2 separate regions of the Homo sapiens genome follow, and region 2 is linked to region 1. A link is a contact called in ENCODE Hi-C or POLR2A ChIA-PET data. All regions are on one chromosome and are shown on one strand. Each heading gives the region's core, a stretch centred on a gene start or an enhancer-like site at or near the end of the contact. The rest is flanking DNA. Distances are from core to core; before and after follow the strand shown. Region 1 has its middle 68 kb from the start of URB2. Region 2 overlaps LOC105373162 (a long non-coding RNA gene).

Region 1 (6,832 bases), core at 1,604-4,103:
GGGATTACAAGCACCCCCGCCACCGACCGCACCCAGCTAATTTTTGTATTTTTAGTAGAGACAGGGTTTCATCACGTTGGCCAGGCTGGTCTCAAACTCCTGGCCTCAAGTGATCCACCCACCTCGGCCTCCCAAAGGGATTACAGGCGTGAGCCACTGCAACCTCCACCTCCTGGGCTCAATAGAAACATTTTTTTTTAAGTTTCTGCTGTAAAAAAATATATTTCTGTTGAGCCTAGGAGGTGGAGGTTGCAGTGAACCAAGATTACACCACTGCTCTCCAGCCTGGGTGACAGAGTGAGACCCTGTCTCCAAAAAAAGAAAGTTTCTGTTGGGGGAGAAGAGCTTGGAGGGTCATACTCTGCCATTGTGCTGACGTTGCTGTATTTGTTTTTACATTCAAACTTTCTTTTGTAATAAAATATATCTTGAAAAGCATCAGTGGTGGTGTGGCTTTATTCATTTTTAGTTTGAGAATATGCACATTTTCTTCCTAATATTTGGCAGTTTGAAATAATCAAAAGGCTCAGGACCCAGTTAAGAGAGTTTATTCAAGTGCACTGTCAGGGTGGCCATCTCAGGACACGTGGACACCAAAGAATGGTGATTGGTGCTCCTGGTGTCCTGGTGTGGGGAAAAGTGAGGGCTGCTTATGAGGTCAAAAATGGAAGTGTTGAATGGAATCACAGCATTTTCCATAGAGAGGCTAACATGCAGATATAAGATTTGATTGGCTACTATCGATTCCACGCTAAGGGGGTGGCTTAACATCCTATTGTAGGGAGATAACAACCACAAGGTCTCCAGCATCATTTTGTGTAGGTTTGAATGAAGAATGGGAAGTCTGGTTGGCATGTAACATCTCAACACAAAAGTCAGGAAGCAATGGTCATGCACCAGAGGAAAAGAACGGTCATGTTATATGACTCAGTTTGCAGGGCTTAACTTTTATTCTTAGCACAGTACATTTGGAAGGTGCTAAAATTTTATCTCTTTTCACATACGGCAGGCGGATACATCAGTGTCCCAGGCGGGGCTGGCTATGCTTTAGAGTACTGGCTGTCCCTGTGTTCTCTACTGTCTATCAAGTGGTACCCAATCTCCTACCACAAAGGGCTCGAGGTTTTCAGCCAGACAACAGTGTGTGTGCCTTGATTTGCAGCTCAGATAAATATCTTCTCATAGTCAGTTCAGCTGAAAAACATTTATTGAGTACTATATGTCAAGTACGGCAGAACACATGGGGGTATAACTGAGGACATAGAGGATCCATGCTAGAGGAATGTACTTCCAGTGAGAGAACAGACGGTAGGCAAACAATTTTAGGACAATGGGGAGCTGCCATGATGGAGGCATGTAGATGGTCCTGTGGGAGCACAGAGCAGGAACTTCCTGGAACTGAGCATTTTTGTTTGTTTGTTTGAGACAAGGTCTTACTCTGTTGCCCAGGCTAGATGCAGTGGTGCCATCACAGCTCACTGTAACCTCCAACTCCTGGGCTCAAGCGATCCTTCTGCCTTAGTGTCCTGAGTAGCTAGGAATACAGGCATGCACCACCACACCTGGATAATTTTTAAAATTTTCTGCCGACAGAGGGTCTCACTATATTGCCCAGGCTGGTCTCAAACTCCTGGCCTCAAGAAATCCTTTTATCTTGACCTCCCAAAGTGCTGGAATGACAGGAGTAAGTCACCGGCCTCAGCCCTGGGAGCTGAGTCTTGATGAGAAGTTAGCTAAATGAAGAAGGAAGGGCCACCAGATGAAAAATTCATAACAAAGCCTGAATGAAAACTCGGGATTTCGGAGTCCTGGTCCAGTGTTTTTCTTACTTATCTGGGTTTTCAGAATCTCGTCTAGAAGAGACTCATATTCTTGTTTAATCTGGCAGGGCTTTTTTTCTTGTAAGGTTTGTTGGGAAATGAGGTATTTTGACCTGCTTGACTGATTCACCTACTAAAAGGATTATATAGTCACTGCTCTAGAAAACCACTTCCTCAGTGAGAATGTGGTCCCGTAGATTGTGCGTCCTGGTTTTTCACACATTATTATCATTCTTTTTTGTTTGTTTGTTTCAGACGGAGTCTCGCTCTGTCACCCAGGCTGGAGTGCAGTGGTGCGATCTTGGCTCACTGCAACCTCTGCCTCCCAGGTTCAAGCAATTCTCATGTCTCAGCCTCCCAAGTAGCTGGGACTACAGGCATGCACCACCATGCCCAGCTAATTTTTAAATTTTTAGTAGAGACAGGGTTTCGCCATGTTGGCCAGGCTGGTCTTGAACTCCTGACCTCAGGTGATCCACCCACCTTGGCCTCCCAAAGTGCTGGGATTACAGGCGTGAGCCGCCACACCCAGCCTATTATTTATTATTCTAACCTGTGTTCCAACACACTTCAATGACCTGCTTGTTGAATGGCTTTCAGAAGGGAGGCTTTGCCTTTCTTCCTGGGATAGAGTCATCTGAGTTTGTCTTGGCTCAGTTCTAAGTGACTGGTCTCTTTACCTGTCATCCCCATTGCCAGCTTAGATCTAGGCAGCATCCCATGAGACTCAATCCTTCCTGGAATCAGATGAGTGGACAGTGGGGTGGGCCCTGCCAGCCCAGCCAAACAGTCAGATCCTCTCCCTGAGGATCTGGAATAGGGATGCTTCCAGTTCCGGGGACTGACTTGATTAGCTATAGGTTCCAAGTACAGTTATGTAGAGTCAAGTTTCATGGTGAGGCTTACTTAGACAAAGCAATAAGCAAACTGAAGTTGTGAAGGAGCAGAAACCCTGAACAGCAAGGGGAAGCCAGCCCATAGGGAGGATATGGGAGCAGGTGTACAGAGAGAAGCCAAGATGAGAGATGATGTGGCTTGAGAAACGGTTGCCATTCATTCTCTGGTTCCCTGGAGACCCAGCTGCACTTCCTACAGCTGGGTTCTGTTACATCGCTCTGTGTCTTGTACAATAAACCTTTTGCTTGAGCTGGCTTGCGTGGGTTTCTGATCCTTCAACAAAAACTTCCTGTGATTCTAGCAGTCCCAAATCGATTTCTCCCCAGATCTTTCAGCTGACATGATTTCTTCCCCTTTTGTTACCTAGTCTATGAGAATGAAGGAGATTCTGTCGGCATCAGTGATTTTCTTTTTCCAGCTATTGCAAAGGTATTTTACATTTGCTAGGGGTTAGAGGCAATGACTCGGTACTTTCTCCAACACAGGGGGAGCAGATTCATCGGTGAAGTCAATGATGGCCACTTACAAGCAGTTCCACATAAGCAGTGTATTGTAACACAGAAGTATTGAATAATTGAAAGCATAACCATACTAATAGGATCTTTGCCTGGCTACATGATAGCCATGAGAAATATCAGACCACGAGCCAGGGAGACAAGGTGCATAGTTCCAACCTTGCCTCTAATTGGCTGCGTGATTAAAGGCATCAGGGGCGTTCAGTGCACCTTGGGGTTTCAGCGGCCTCCTCCCCTTGCTCACAGGCTCAAATGAGACAAGGTATATGAAAGCAGTTTGAAAAGGTACAGAGTGCCTTACCCTGAGATATGTGAAGGACTATATTTAGTTACTGGGAGCTGGAAGGGCCTAATGTCTTTCCCACATGTCCTATCAAAGACACATGTGCAGGACAGCTGGTGAATACAGATCGGTGAAGTGCTGACCCTGGCTGTGCTTTGGAATCACAGTGGTGCTTTACAGACCCAGAGGGGCCGCCTTACCCAGTCTCTCTGAATCTGAAGCTTCTTGAGCAATGCTTGGCAGCCAGGGCTGAGAATCTCTTCTGCTGCCCTGTCTCCAAGTTAGGCGCCGAACTCTGGGAGTCAGCAGGCCTATGTTGGCTTCTGACGCTTGGATGTCCCGCCCAGCCCCTGGAGGTCAGAGCCCAGTGAAGAGACAGCAGGAGCCAGAGCCCCAAGCTGAGCACAGACACTTACTCATCCTCCCCCTCGCTGGCCACACTAATGGGAATAGTTGGGAGAGAAACTCTTCAGTGCTAACAGGCTGCAGCTGCTGTTGTGGCAGCAGCCAGGTGGTGAGTCGGCACAGTCGATGCCTGGCTTAATTTGCAGCAGGAAGCGGGGCTGGGGACAGTCTGCTTCCTCTGCCTCTCTTTGTCCCCAGCAGAGCCCTGCCTCCTGGTGAGCGGTGCAGCTGGGAGAGGTAATTGGATTTGATGAACATCTAGCTCTATGGAGACAGAACACTTTAGGTTTTCCCATGAAGGTCAAAGGCAGGCCAGATAGTTTTAAGATTTGACCTCTGGCATCTGAAAAGACAAATAATGGAATTTTTTTTTTTTTTTAGTGAGTTTGTGGTTGAAATTTTGGCTATTTCAAATGGGTAGGAGGGTACACAAAATGACTGAATTTAACCCCTGAGAATAAATTCTGGACTGATCTAGAATCTTCTGGAGAATGGCCTGGCCCTTCCCACCTCTCTAGCCTCATGTCTTACACCTCACGGATACACTGGCATCTTCCAGGCACGGGCCCACCCCACACTTCCACTTCTGGAAATGTGTTTTTTTCTCTGTATAGGTTGACTTTATCCTAACTACCCATTTTGCTGGGCCAACCCCTGTATATCCTTCCAAACTCAGTTTGAGACACTTTTCCAGGCAGGTGCTCTGCCTCCTCCCTGTGTGAATTTGCATCATAGAAGATCCTGTGTGCAGCTTGCTTGGATCCCTTCTGCCATGCACTGCTGCAGAGGGGGCAAATACTGAGCCGCTCCAAGTCACATTCTCTTTGCATCTAAGATGGGACTAGTAATACCCATCCCTTAATGATGTGGCAAGGATGAAGTTGACTCATTTGTACCCAGTGTTTAAAATGCCATCTGATAGTTAGTAAATGTTTGAATAATTGAAAGCATAACCATACTAATAGGATCTTTGCCTGGCTACATGATAGCCATGAGAAATATCAGACCACGAGCCAGGGAGACAAGGTGCATAGTTCCAATCAACAAGTGATTGCTACTGTTCCTCTTCTGGGATGACAGGTTTCCACATCTGCCTCCGGGGACTAGCTCAGGCCCTGCACTTAGTGTGGGTCCAGTAAGGGTCTGACAAGGACTACTTGAGGGAGAAAGAACCTGATAAGTTTCTTAAAATCATCAATAATTATAATCCGTTTTTTTGAGCTGATTGTCATTTCTGCCCAATTATTAGGCAGTGCTGTAATGTATGCAAACATAACATTTACATAATACTTTCTGTGTAAGTGGCATGTTCTAAGTAGAGTAACTTAATATAGTAACCCTATGAGCAAGTCTTATTAACTTTAATTTCATCATTTGCAGTTTGCAAATGAGGAGCAGCCTGGTTCCGGAACTGGTGGCTCTGATCGCTACACCACAGTGTAGTTGCTAGAAATGCAATGAAAGCTCATCCGAGTGAAAAAGGCCCAGCCAAGCTCAGGCCCCTGGAGGCCAGAATGGAGTGGGCTTTGGTCTTGGATGGGAAGCACGTCTGTCAGAGAAGGCAGCACAGTTCAGGAAAATACCCCTGGCCAACATTCTCAGATGAAGCCCCTCAAAACAAGCAGCTTAGGAAGCTCACAGGGCAGAGGAACAAGTGTGCGGGTGGACAGGGCTGGGCAGGGAGAACAGAGCCTTAGTGCCCTCCCCTGGAGGAGGCACAGAACCTCCCCACATGGTCCTCCCTTAGCCTCAGTCACCAGCTGAGAGAACAGCCTCTTAAAATTGCACCCTCTGCCTGCCTTTGTCTCCCATTTTGTGACCCTGAGAAGTCAGGCATCTCTCTCACAGTGTCAGTGTGGCTTTAGAAACGCTGTTTTGTGTCCTTGTTGTTGTGTGCACTTTTTGTGGACACCTATGCCCTGGAAGGTGCCCCAGTCGCATGTTGTATTAACTGCGTCTTTTTATTTTCTGTATTCTGATGCTTTGCTGTTTTAGGGCCTTGCTGTCTTGGCGGGAGTCCCCCCTCCCAGGGCTAATTACTAGAGAAAGTCAAGGGCTGGCCTGAGAGCGCACCTTTCATATGCAAACCAACCAATCTAGAATGCCTACCAGCGACACTTCCTCTATTGCACTTACACTCCTGACCAGGCCATGATTCCCTGCCCTCATCACCCCAGGGCCAGGTAGCAAACAACTAGGCACAGTCCCTATACCCCAGAGCTTGCTGAAATTACTCAGACAAGCCAATCCTCAACCCGCTTGCCCTGTTTTGCATGCTCTTTCCCTTGGAAACCACAATAGAGAGCCTTGCCCATGGTTTTCCCCTCTCCCTCTGTCTTCAACCAACTCTAGTGCTTGCCTGTGTGCCCCGTGTGGAGGAGTGAGTGCCTCCTCCTCTTGGTAATTGCAACAAGCCACCTTATCAATGGCAGTCTTCTGATCTGTTGGCATCATCAGACCTGAATAATGATAAAATCTACATTTCAAAACATATATGTATTGCCCTAGAATTGCGTTTGGGAAAAACTCAAACTGTTTCTGTCAGGCCTCTGAGCCCAAGCCAAGCCATCGCATCCCCTGTGACTTGCACGTATATATATGCCCAGATGGCCTGAAGTAACTGAAGAATCACAAAAGAAGTGAAAATCCCTGCCCCGCCTTAACTGATGACATTCCACCACAAAAGAAGTGAAAATGGCCGGTCCTTGCCTTAAGTGATGACATTACTTTGTGAAAGTCCTTTTCCTGGCTCATCCTGGCTCAAAAAGCTCCCCCACTGAGCACCTTGCAACCCCCACTCCTGCCCGCCAGAGAACAAACCCCCTTTGACTGTAATTTTCCTTTACCTGCCCAAATCTTATAAAACGGCCCCACCCCTATCTCCCTTGGCTGACTCTCTTTTCGGACTCAGC
Region 2 (6,832 bases), core at 2,260-4,759, 150 kb after region 1:
GCATAAAAAAGAGGCTCACTCAGTATTGTAAGCTTTATGATAAGAAGAAGGCAGCCACTGTTCAAACACCTCTTAGTATTTTTTTTACAAAGAAATAAAACACTTTAATTTTGAATGTTTCTAATGTTTAAATTATAGTGTACTAAATAACTATTCGTTTTACTAGCTTTTAATTTCCCTGTCTATTTATAACTGACAGCAGGGGAGTTTTTAAAAGCCGTAAGACAGTAATAATTTCTCCCATTGATTACTGAGATGATGGCTTTGCATGGTTTCAGCGACTTGCATGGTCATTTTTCTGGTTTGGCACTACCAGGTGAAGTATATACTTGGATCACAGGGTATTTGTGCATAGGTGAAGCAAGACTAATCATCACGATTTGTAAATTATATCAATTATAAGTAATATGGTCCTTTTTTAAAAAAAAAAAAAAGGGAGAGGTTTCTGGCTCTGCGTGCATGTGTGTATGCGTGTGCGAGCATGTGCGTGTGTGTGTAATTCGAAGTTGGCAACTGGCCTTTCTGTCTGCTGAATGCTGAATGAAATTCCCATGAGGCCCTACTCTCTTTTTGAGATTTCCTCTAATTTCTAGGGTGCAGGCTGGTGCAGAGTCTTACATCTTTCTGATCTCCTTTGCTTCTGCGATTCCATCTTCCTCAAGGGCTGCCTCAACCACTGCTTATGATATGGATTCAGCCCCTTCTTTTATTTCCACAACATGGAAGTCACTTACACCAGGCTTTCCTGAGCTCAGCAAACTTCATTGAGGATTGCGGGGGTGTGGGGGGAGGGGGCATGAAGAAGTCACATAATGAAGTGCACAGCTTTGTGCCATTCCACTCGTCCCCCTCTCTGTTTTCCCTTCCCTCTCCCTCGCCCCTCTGGAAACAATGAATTCCTTTCCCTGGGATATTTACAGGATCTTCCCCCATTGGCTCTCAGATGTGGGGGTAATTTGGGACTCTCTCAACTTTTAACTATGGCAAGTATTTATCTAAGCATCTTTCCAACCAAAGTCAGGTATCTTCTGAAGAGCAATTCTGGTGCCAGCTATTATGTTAATAAAGTTTTATATATAGACATATACGTATAGGTATAGAGAGAGTACACATAAGAAAGAAGAGAATTACATACATGAAAATGTTAACACTCAGTGAGTATCTCTGGGTGGTCAGGATTATAGATGATTGTTATTTTCTTCTTTTTACTTTTCTACGATAAACATATTTTATAAAATGTGCACAATGCACATATATTAAATTTTAATAAGAAAAACATTATTAAAATAGTTTGTGAGCCATCCCTGACAAAGGCAAGGGCACAAGGAGCACGGAGGAGAAGGTCTGAGTCGGCCAGGGAGCGGGAGGGAACACCAGAATAGGGGACTTGGGGAGGAAACAATGAAACAAAGAAATGGGAAAGGAACCAGATCATCACTTGAAGGTAACATAATTTGGCTCCATTGTGTTCCTGCTTTAGGAGGTTGACTAACAATTACCATGATAATTATAACAATTTCAGGTTCCTCTTCTGCACACTGTACTTTCATTATCCTCCAAGGCATTGTGCTTGTTCCTAACATCCTGCTACTACAAAAGAAGAAGTCTAATACGTGCATCCTTAATTTTAGCGAGAGCCCATGCTTGGCTCCGATACAATACCATTTTCAAGTTGCCTGCATATGTTAAAATGAGAATTTTATTGTCCCATCCCACCACAACCCATTCAATCCCGCAGTAGTTTTTAGAAAGACCAATCATTTGGGACCAGAAAGAGCAATGCGTCTTCCCAAGGATACGATGCACCCACCTTCCTTCTGTCCGGTACCTCACCACACCCCGTCTTACTCTGGGGCTTTTCTTTTCCTTGCAACTGAGAACTACAGTTCTCTCAATTTTTATTCAACTTGGGGGTTGTCACCAGTGTTGGCATGACTCCAGCATTGGGATTTAGAAAGGGCAGGGAGCTGTTGAAGGGGAAGGGGCTGGTAATCGGGTTTGGGGATGGTAGAGGACAGGAACAGGCTCAGCAGCATCTCTCCAGCCCCACAACCCCACAAGAATTAAAGGGCGGTGAGCAGGGTGGCATGCAGTCATGATGGAGGGCAGCTGTTGGAGGGGATCACTGAAGCCCCTAGTGGCTGTGTACATAGTTATTTTACTTTTGACTCTCTCAAGTCTTCCCGTTTAACACAAACAGAGGCAATTATGACAAAGTCAAAAAATAACAGATGCTGGTGAGGAAACAGAAAAGAGAATGCTTGTACACTACTGGTGGGAAGGTAAATCAGTACAACCCCTATGGAAAATAGTATGGAGATGTTTCAAAGAACTAAAAATAGAACTACCATTTAATCCAGGAATCCCACTACTGGGTATCTGCCCAAAGGGAAAGAAATCATTATATCAAAAAGATACCTGCACTCATATGTTTATTGCAGCATTAATCACAATAGCAAAAATATGGAATCAACCTAAGTGTCCATCAATGGATGACTGGATAAAGAAAATGTGATGAGTGTGTGTGTGTGTGTGTGTGTGTGTGTGTGTCTGCGTGTGTCATGGAATAGTACTCAGCCACAAAAAAGAATAACATATCTTTTGCAGCAACATAAATCGAACTGGAGGCCATCATCTTAAGTGAAATAACTCAGAAACAGAGTCAAATACTGCATGTTCTCACTTGTAAGTGGGAGCTAAATGTGTATCCAAATGTGTACATGTGGAAATAGAGTATGGAATAATAGACATTGGAGACTCGGAAGGGTGGGAGGGTGGTGGAGGTGAGGGATGAAAAAGGACCTAATGAGTACAGTGTACACTGTTGGGCGAGGGTTACAGTGAAAGCCCAGACTTCACCACTACACAATATATCTATGTAACAAAGCTGCACTTGTACCCCCAAATCTATTTTCTAAATATTAATTAGAAAACACAATAAATCCTTCCCTCTTTAGCATTCTGACTCTTCCCATATCCCTCTTTCCTTATTACATTTCTTATATAATTCCTGGCTGGGTGTGGTGGTTTATGCTTTGGGAGCCAAGGTGGGCAGCACTTTGGGAGGCCAAGGTGGGCAGATCACTTGAGCTCAGGAGTTTGAGACCAGCCTGGGTAACATGGTGAAACCCAGTCTCTACTAAAAAAAAAATATATATATATATACATACATAAATTAGCCGGGCATGGTGGCACATGCCTGTAACCCCAGCTACTCGGGAGGCTGAGGCAGGAGAATCGCTTGAGCCTGGGAGGCGGAGGTTTCAGTGAGCCGAGATTGTGCCACTGCACTCCAGCCTGGGCCACAGAGTGAGACTGTGTCTCAAAAAAAAAAAAAAAGAAAAGAAAAGAAAAGAAAGAAATTCTTATACAATTCCTTATTAAATTATTTCCTTGTTAACTTTCTTAAAAGGGAGATCCACACTTACTGACTCATTCCTTGCCTCCGGTTCACTCCTCAAACAAGTCCTGTCTGGATTTGGCACCCACGGCTTTATGCACTGATGAAATTAGTTTCGCTGAAGGCAGGGCTAATGTCCTGTTTTCTAGCCCTCATCCTGTTTCAACTCCTTGCAGTAGCTGATATCACTTTCACTTCTTCCCTCACACGTTCTTCTTTCGCAGATTTCCCCACTTCTTGATTAGTGGCTCTGCTGCCAACCTCCAGTTGTCTGAGCTATAATCCTTGGCAATCTCCTCAACTCCTTCTTTGCCAATATTAGACATATCTATAGAATCCATCCTCTTTTTTTTTTCTATTCCTAGTGCTACTTTCTTAGTTTAACTTGGCACATTCTTCATCTGAATTGTCTACCCTCTGGTCAAACCACTATTTTTAGCTGTGTATTATTATTATTGATTTCTAAGGTAGTTGCATTGTGATCAGAAACCATGGTTTGGATAATGCTTTGAAATTTGTTCTTTGTGTTTTATTGTTCTAGTATGTGATTAATTTTTATGAATGTTCCATATATACATGGAAAAGCATTTGTATTCTTGAGTTGTTGGGTGCTATGTTTCATATGTCTCCAACAGATCAAGCTTGTTCAAATGTTCTATAGCCTTATTGGTTTTCTGTCTACTGAGAGAGGTATGTTAAAGAATCTCACTGTGATAGTGTATTTGTCAACCTCTCTTTGTAGTTTTGTCCATTTTTACTCTATGCTCTTTTCTTTCCCTTAGATCCAGGGACAGACTGGATAATCTATGTATTCTGAAGTTATGTTATAAAGGGCATAGAAGTTTGGAATTATTATTATTATTATTATTTTTGAGATGGAGTCTCACTCTGTCACCCAGGCTGGAGTGCAATGGCACGATCTCAGCTCACTGCAGTCTCCGCCTCTCAGGTTCAAGTGATTCTCCTGCCTCAAGCCTCCCGAGTAGCTGGGATTACAGGTACCCGCCATGTTGCCTGGCTAATTTCTGAATTTTAGTAGAGATGGGGTTTCACCATTTCAGCCAGGCTGGTCTTGAACTCCTGACCTCAAGTGATCCGCCCACCTTGGCCTCCCACAGTGCTGGGATTACAGGTGTGAGCCACCATGCCCAGCCCGGAATTATTAAATCTTCTTGTGATCTTTATTTTTTTATCTCTTTATTGCTGATAATGCTTTTCTCCTTAAAGTCTGATATAAATGTCATGATGTCAGCTTTCTTTTGGTTAATATTACCTGGTATATCTTTCAGTGTTACTTCGTTTTCACCCTTTCTGGGGTTAAGAGGTGGTGTAATACAAAGGCTAAATGTATGGGCTCTAGGAGGGGCCTTCCTGGGTTCAAATCACACTCTCATTAGTTATTTAATCTCAGGCAAATTATTTCACTTCCTTATGATTAACTTTTATTATTATTATTATTTTTTGAGACAGGGTCTCACTCTGTTGCCCAGGCTGCAGTGTAGCTGCATGGTCACGGCTCTCTGCAGCCTCAACTTCCCAAGCTCAGGCGATTCTGCCAACTCAGCCTCCCAAGTAGCTGGGACTATAGGCACATGCCACCACGCCTGGCCAATTTTTGTATTTTTTTGGAGAGATGGGGTTTTGCCATGTAGCCTAGGCTGGTCTTGAACTTCTAGGCTCAAGCAATCAGCCTGCCGTGGCCTCCCACAGTGTCCTTATGATTTACTTTTCTTATCAAAACAGTCTCTGTCTCACTGGGCTATTGGGAAGATTAAATAGATAAATACGGCGTAGTCAGAACAGAACAGTGCTTGGCACATGGTGAGGACCACGTAAGTGTTTACTCATTGTGATTAGATACAGCTCTTATAGATAGTGTATTGCTGGACTTAGGAAAACAAGAATGATAATCTTTGCTTATTAGTTTAAGAGTTTGGCCCATTTACACTTGTTTCAATTATTGATATAATTTTATTCATTTATATAAGAAAAATAAAAAAACCATAATTTTAAAATAATTTTATTTATTCATATGATTTTATTTTGTACTCCTGTCCTATCTTGTCTCTCCATTCCCCCTGCCCTCATCCTTTCTTGTCTTTTATTGGACTGATTGAATTATTCTTCTCTCATTTCACTTTTTCCTCCCTCTAAAAGTTTGAAAATTATGCATTTTAGTTCTGTTATTTTGGTGGTTACCCTAGATATTTTAATATCTATATTTAACTTGACAGAGTCCTCTAGAACAGTAAAAGGACCATAAAACACTGTACTGTTAGTCATATCCCTCCAGGATTATGCTGCTTTTGTCTAGAATTTCGTTTCCAGCTTGAGCTTTTTCTTAATCCTACAAATTGAGTATCATTGCTATTGTTTGATACAGTCAGTAATTACTTAATTTTCACATGGCTGCCATTTCTTTGTTCACCATCTTTTTTTTGCACCTCCGACCTTTTGGTGGGAGGGATCATTTTCCCTATTCCTAAATGCTGTCTTATTAAAGAAGTTCCTTTCATGAGAATCAGTTGGTAACAGATTCTAACAGTTTTGGTTTATCAGTATATGTTTTTACTTTGCCTTTGTCCTTGGAAGAGTGGCAGGAGTTTCAGTGCTTCCTGAACATTCACATGCTCTTCCCCTCCCCTGCAACATCTTCCCTTGCAGCTGGGTGGAGCCCTGTGAGTCACTCTGGCTGATGGACTGGGAGCCGGAGCCACAGGTGTCATTTCTGGACTGAGGCACAGTGAGCATCTCCAGCATGACCCTTTAGCTCTTCTCCTTCTCTGGTGATTCTGCAGGCCATGTGTTGAGATGGTGGAGCCTCAAGATGTAGGCAGCCTGGATTGATGAGTCACTCACTGTATGGTACACAATGTCCTGGAGAGTCACTTGATTAATAGGAGATTTTGGACAAACATAAAATAAATCTTTGTGTAAAAAGTCGGTGATATCTTGGCTCAGTTGTTATTAGCCTATGCAGTCTCGTAAAACCAGAACTTTCCCTTAGGATATTGAAAATATTGTTGTATTGTTTTCTGGATACCATTACTGCTGTTGATTTTATGAAATTGTCATTCTTTTTGTTGATAATCTGCTTTTCTTTCCATCGACTTTTAGTGCTTTTAGTGTCTTTGGTGTGGAGGGAAGGCATGGCAGGAGGCAAATCTCCAAATTTTTCTTGGCCAACCCAGCTCTCTCCCCTCTTGCCTGCAATTCTCAGAGAGAAGGTACTGAGAATGCAACACCCTGAGATAAGCAGGAACCATCTGAAACAGGCTGGGATTTATCCATCCAGGACATCTTCCTAGAACAGGATATCCTGCAAAGCTTGGGCTCAGCAAACCATGTTGCCCCTGGGGTATAAAAACCAAAACACAGCCCTTTCAGGGTCTCTCGGCTGGGATGCGAAGTGAGGCACGTGTAGACAAGACT

Evidence for each region. A loop is a pair of places that touch in the nucleus more often than their neighbours do. ChIA-PET counts read pairs that join two places held with the same protein, here RNA polymerase II (POLR2A). Pooled maps may share reads with other maps.
Region 2: a loop to region 1 is called in a pooled map, with 3 times the contacts of the local background. The contact joins two enhancer-like sites. A Hi-C loop is called at or near these places in 2 of 168 maps with a recorded cell type or tissue (OCI-LY7 and astrocyte of the cerebellum), 2 of 37 single-sample maps with no recorded cell type and 2 of 50 pooled maps. POLR2A ChIA-PET finds 5 or more read pairs at or near these places in 2 of 52 experiments (MCF 10A and activated T-cell).

Annotation. Positions count from the first base shown.
Region 1 is chr1:229,690,483-229,697,314 of GRCh38, forward strand. No RefSeq gene overlaps it. Among named protein-coding and RNA genes, the nearest start is that of URB2, 68 kb to the left of the region's middle. RefSeq lists an enhancer at 4,430-4,931. Within about 2 kb of position 2,854, at least 13 of the 41 ENCODE cell types and tissues checked have a DNase peak (open chromatin) inside an H3K27ac peak, as active enhancers do.
Region 2 is chr1:229,837,887-229,844,718 of GRCh38, forward strand. All of the region lies in intron 3 of LOC105373162 (a long non-coding RNA gene), which reads right to left. Among named protein-coding and RNA genes, the nearest start is that of LINC01682, 45 kb to the right of the region's middle. Within about 2 kb of position 3,510, at least 2 of the 41 ENCODE cell types and tissues checked have a DNase peak (open chromatin) inside an H3K27ac peak, as active enhancers do.